Linked DNA regions of Homo sapiens: region 2 is linked to region 1. Evidence: chromatin loops called from intact Hi-C (ENCODE). Cell type or tissue: heart right ventricle. All regions are shown on one strand. Each heading gives the region's core, and the rest is flanking DNA. Links, peaks and the distances in the headings are about the cores only. Region 1 has its middle 16 kb from the start of LPIN2. Region 2 overlaps MYOM1 (myomesin 1).

What was found. A loop is a pair of places that touch in the nucleus more often than their neighbours do. Peaks named below come from ENCODE experiments on the same cell type or tissue, not always from the same donor. Only the 100,000 strongest peaks of a DNase experiment are listed, where the experiment ranks them.
Region 2: it touches region 1 in a loop (8-fold over the local background); 3 of 110 quality-filtered maps call a loop at or near these places.

The regions. Positions count from the first base shown.
Region 1 is chr18:3,027,785-3,030,699 of GRCh38, reverse strand. No RefSeq gene overlaps it. Among named protein-coding and RNA genes, the nearest start is that of LPIN2, 16 kb to the right of the region's middle. In heart right ventricle, for the core only: no CTCF peak of the experiment used is centred there; no DNase peak of the experiment used is centred there.
Region 2 is chr18:3,095,517-3,098,431 of GRCh38, reverse strand. The region is part of intron 25 of MYOM1 (myomesin 1); the gene reads left to right. Among named protein-coding and RNA genes, the nearest start is that of LPIN2, 84 kb to the right of the region's middle. In heart right ventricle, for the core only: no CTCF peak of the experiment used is centred there; no DNase peak of the experiment used is centred there; H3K27ac peaks cover 1,509 bases.

The sequences.
Region 1 (2,915 bases), core at 185-2,684:
GGCATGCGCCACCATGCCCAGCTAATTTTTGTATTTTTAGTAGAGACAGGGTTTCACCATACTGGCCAGGTTGGTTTCGAACTCCTGACCTCAGGTGATTCGCCCACCTCAGCCTCCCAAAGTGCTGGGATTACAGGTATGAGCAACCGCGCCCGGCCTCTTTTTTATTGTTTTTATTTTTATTTTTAATTTTTAAATTTTTTTTAAATTTTATTTATCTTTTTTTTGAGACGGAGTCTCACTCTGTCATCCAGGCTGGAGTGCAGTGGCACGATCTTGACTCACTGCAAGCTCCGCCTCTCGGGTTCATGCCATTCTCCTGCCTCAGCCTCCCGAGTAGCTGGGACTACAGGTGCCCGCCACCACACCCGGCTAATTTTTCGTATTTTTAGTGGAGACAGAATTTCACCATGTTGGCCAGGATGGTCTCGATCTCCTGACATTGTGATCCGCCCGCCTCGGCCTCCCAAAGTGCTGGGATTACAGGCGTGAGCCACCGTGCCCGGCCTCTTTTTTATTTTTACTTTTTGTAGAGATAGGGTCTCACTTTGTTGCCCAGGCTAGTCTTGAACTCCTGGCTTCAAGTGATCCTCCTGCTTTGGCCTCCCAAAGTGCTGGGATTACAGGCATGAGCCACCGCGCCTCGTCCCTGATCCCACTTTCCAACAGTGATATGAAAGAAAGTTTTATTGAACATTATTAGGAGGTTTTTGAGTGCCACTCAGAAATGAGTTGATAAGACTCTCTGACGCCGGGGGGCTGGCTTTTCAGGAGGCTTCTATCTCCAAAACAATAATAAAAACAAAACAACATGTCCTCTAGGAGGCTAAAAAGGGAAGAGGTAAAGAGATGTCAGCTCTGCAGGAAAAGCTTTCCAGGCCCCGGCATGCTCTTCTATATGGTGATCTAAATTTAGACTCCAATCTGAAAGCAGGAGACAGACTGTTTGTTTCCATTGTAAATTCCACTTTCCCGGTTTGAATTTCCTTTAGAATCTTGTGGAGTCATTTCAAAAACTCCCATCCCAGGCTGCATCTGCTTCCAGACGGTAGACACACAGAGCTGTGTTTTGGGGTACAGGAACACAGGAAGATTACAGAAAACTTCTCAAAAGTTGAGAACCCGTGCAACTTGGAAAGGAAGGTCATTATTTGACTGTGACAGCATCAGCTATGAGGAAGGTTTTCTTCACAGTGCCCTACCTTCGCCCCCACACTGCTCTTGTTTCTTGTCCACAGAGCAGTGGGTTACTAAAGCTGATGGCTGATTGCCGATTGCATGCAGATGCCTGGGGTTCCTCCTTGTCAGCCTCCTCCTTGCCACTCCCCTGTTTGTGCCTTTCTTTTATCGCTTCCCTCCTGGGCTGACACAGAAGGTCTCAGTACTGTGTGTGTTGTGTTTTGAGGGGAGGTTGGAGCCGGAGTGGGATGTGTTATCTGAGGGTGAGGGAGGGTTGGGGACGGCAGAAATTCCAACGAGGAAACATTGGAAAATCTGTCCTTGTTCTTTCTTCCTGTATTCTTTGAGACATGTGATGATGCTTTCTTGTCCTCCTAGAAGTTAGTGGTCACAAACTAGGCCATCCCTGGGTTCAAAAGTAGTCTCCTTATAAAAGTTTTTTTGTTTTGTTTTGAGGAAGGGTCTGTCACCCAGACTAGAGTGCAGTGGTGCAATCTGGGCTCACTGCAACCTCTGCCTCCCAGGCTCAAGCAATCCTCCCACCTCAGCCTCCTGAGTAGCTGGAACTACAGGCATGAGCCACCACACCTAGTTAATTTTTGTATTTTTGTAGAGACGAGGTCTCACCACCTTGCCCAGGTTGGTCTCGAATTCCTGGGCTAAAGCAGTCGGCCCGCATCGCCCTCCCAGAGTGCTGGGATTACAGGTGTGAGCCACCACGCCTGGCTAGATTAGCTAATTTTAATAACTACATAGTGCTTAAAATTACTGAGCATTTATTTCATCACTTCTGGGGATTTTTACTTAATGACGGAAGAATCTCCTAGTGAGAACACTGAAATTCTGTTTCTACCAGAGTAGAAAATAGTCTGCAAAGCCATACACCTTCCCCTTAATTTTTCTAACATTGGGAAAAATTTGTCTAACATTAATAAGCCATTTAGATAAATAAGGAGAAAGAAAACAAAAAACTTTGTGCTGTCAACAAAAATTTATTGAATTAGAAGAACTTTCATGTAGGAGAAAATTGGAAGAGGAAAAAGAAGAGTGAAGTGTGAGAGACAACCACTCTTTTTTGCTGAAATAGAGTCACTTCCCTAACAAGATTTCACTTTCCTGATGTTAAATAAAAATTATGTTCAGGTGTGGTGGTGTATCCCTATAGTCTCAGCTATTAGGGAGGCTGAGGTGGGAGGATCACTTGAGCCCGGGAAGTGGAGGCTGCGGTGAGCCATGATTGTGCCACTGCACTCCAGCCTGGGTGACAGAGCAAGACCCTGTCTCAAAAAAAAAAAAAAAAAGAAAAAAGAAAAAAAAATCATGGGAGGTCGTTGTTTCAGACTAAGCTCCTGCACTAGGCCCCAATAGACCAGACTAAAAATTAAAATGGAGTCATCCATGCTACAGTTTCACATCACCAAACCCAAACTAAATTGTTATTTGACCTTCCAAGCAATCACGAGAGAGATAACAGCCAATTTCCCAAACAGGCCAGTGTAAATCTTCAGTCTGCAGGATAACGGCGTTCCCCCTGCTGTAATTCTTATGTAAAAAAGAAGCAGACTGACCTAATATTAACTAATCAGTTATTTTTGTATTGTTCTGTCTCCCTGTCTCCCCCTTACAAGAAAAATAGCTTTGAAACTAATGCTGGCCTTTGTTCTTGGCTTCTGCTGTCTTCAGCCCTTCCCTGTCTATAAAGACAACCCCTTCTGCTCAGCTCCGGAACACTTAAC
Region 2 (2,915 bases), core at 247-2,746, 68 kb before region 1:
GTGGTGGGCGCCTGTAATCCCAGCTACTCAGGAGGCTGAAGCAGGATAATTGCTTGAACCCGGGAGGCGAAGGTTGCAGTGAGCCGAGATCGTGCCACTGCACTCCAGCCTGGGTGACAGAGCAAGACTCCATCTCAAAAAATAAAAATAAATAAAAATAAAATAAAATAAATGCTGTAAGAGATAATAAATATGGTATTGATGAATCCATGAACTATTCAGGAAAAATATGAACATTAATTGAAACAGACCAGTGATCCCTGAACCTGCTGCCCAACGCAGAAGTCTCCAAGCTACATAAGATGGTTGTACTTTCTACTCTCGAACATTGACAGAAATGGGGAGAAACAGCAGCACCTACTAATCTAGTCAGATAATAAACATTGATTAAGTGTCTAGACAACAACTAGTCCAAACAACATTTACATTCAGCTTAAAGGTTGGAGATGAGAGAAGATGGGGTGTCACTTTTGAGCTCAAGATGCCCAGGCCTCCCTGGAGTTTAGTGTTCATATGGACTTGGAGAGAGAATTAGTCCGGGCAGTAGGCATTGCCTGATGTCATTATCATTTATGCTGAGATATTTTATCTTGCATAAGCCCAAGAACTCTGATTATTGGTGCTACGAGAGAGGGTAGCAGCAAACTCAGTTATCCTTTTATTAGAGACCCAGTGTCGCATTTTGGTAGAGAGACCCTGAGAATGTGATTAAAACTCTGACATTCGGCTGGGCAAGGTGGCTCATGCCTGTAATCCCAGCACTTAGGAAAGCCAAGGCGGGAGGATCACTTGAGCCCAGGAGTTCAAGACCAGCCTGGTCAACATGGTGAAACCCTATCTCTACAAAAATACAAAAATTAGCCAGGTGTGGCCGCAGCTCCTCGAGAGACTGAGGCGGGAGGATCACTTGAGCCCAGCAGTTGGAGGCTGCAGTGAGCCGTGATCATGCCACTGCACTTCAGCCTGGGTGACAGAGTGAGAATCTGTCACAAAAAAATGAGTATAAAAATCACAAAATAACAAACTCTGACATGCAAGTATCAGAGCCCCCAACCCAAGGGTGTTTTGGTTAACCCAAGGAAGCAACATTTTTCAATACTAAAACTCCAGCTCTTTTCTTTCCCCTACCACTATCAGACCAATGAGGTCACAAGGTGAATATCTTCAGAGGTCTGGTGGTAGGATCAAAGTAGCACATGCAATTTCTTGATTCATACCCACTTCCTGTTGGTAAATGCTGGCATGTTGATGAAGTCGTTTTCTTGAGATTTTGTAAAGTTTTAAACTGTCTTATTTCTTAGAGAATGTAATAAAGAGTATAGTATTCCTTTATCCTTTGGCACAGTAAATTCTCCTATTTTAAGCTGTTTTCAAAATTATTTTGAAAACCACTAAACACGTGCCTTAAACCTACAAATAACATATTTCGCTGAGGCACATTAACTGCCAGAGAAAAGAGCCTAAGGAAATTTGGAGCTGAGTAAATAGAAAAAATAGAAATGCACAAAGCTAAAAATAGAAATCGACTTAGTCTATCTTGCCAGTATTGATACTAAATTGCAGTGTGGAAAGATAGCTTATTTGAATATATATCCATACACCAAGAATTCAAGGTATTTTGAGGGGGTGGGTGGAGGGTACACTTTGGTATTATCAGCATGCTGCATAATAGCCCTTCATTTGCAGACACCGGTTTTTACCCCTCTTGTATACATGCACTATATGTGGGGAGGCAAGCACAAGCACGTATACATAAATACAGATATGTTGGTGTGTCCTCTTAGGTGTCAACATATTATATTCTAAAATTAGTGGTTGTAAAATTTAACCAGGTGTGGTGGCTCTCGCCTGTAATCCCAGCTACTCTGGAGGCTAAGGTACAAGAATCTCTTGAACCTGGGAGGTGGAGGTTGCAGTGAGCCGAGATCATGCCATTGCCTAGGTGACAGAGTGAGACTCCATCTCAAAAAAAAAAAAAATGGTGTTTCTAGGGTGTTGTAGAAGCAACTAGAGGAGGAGAGAGATAACAAAATATTAACAGCCAACATTAATAGAGCATTTATTATATGCCAGGCTCTTTATAGAGTATTTAAGCAGTATATATTATTTGAATTCCACAATGACCTTAAAAGGGTTGGTATTGTGGCGATTTGATTTTAGAGGGGAAGAACATGAGGCCCAGAGAGGTTAAGTAACTAGATCATTTGCAAACAGCTGGTTAAACCCAGGTGGTCTGCCTCTGGAGCCTGCTCCCCTGACTGTGATGTGGGCTATCTCTATGTAGGCACGGCCACATTTGCTCCGTGCCCACTGTGGACATTCAAGGCGGCCAGCATTCCCCAGACGATGTTCTCAGGACTCAGGGAGGACAGTGAACATTAAGGGAGCTGGAGACTTCCAGGAGGGCCTGTTCCTCCTCCTCCCTCATCACTCTGGGCCTCTTAGGTAACCTCCTCACTCACATAGTAAGTTTCCTAGAATGAGGTCTCCAGATATTTTTAGAAGAAATTGTGCTTTCTACTCTCCTCAAGACTTAGTTGTAGCAAGCATGAGCATCCTGTAAGGGAGAAGCTTAGCCTCTGCCCTTGCTGCCCTGGTGCACTCAGACATCCTGCTCACACTGGAAAACCACCGTGTGGACAACGAGGACCAAGAGGAATACAGAAGAGAGGGAGTGACCCTGCTCTCAGCTCCACCACCCAGACGTGTTACCACTGTCTCCTGGGGTGCAGTTGAGATTTTGTAAAGAGACCAGTAAAGTGAGGGGAGGAAGATAACCAACCTTCTTGAACACAGACCACTATTCACAGTACCTTAATGTGTTCTCTTACTATATTTACATTTGTTTGTTTGTTTATTTATTTGAGACAGAGTCTCACTTTGTTGCCCAGGCTGGAGTGCAGTGGCGCGATCTC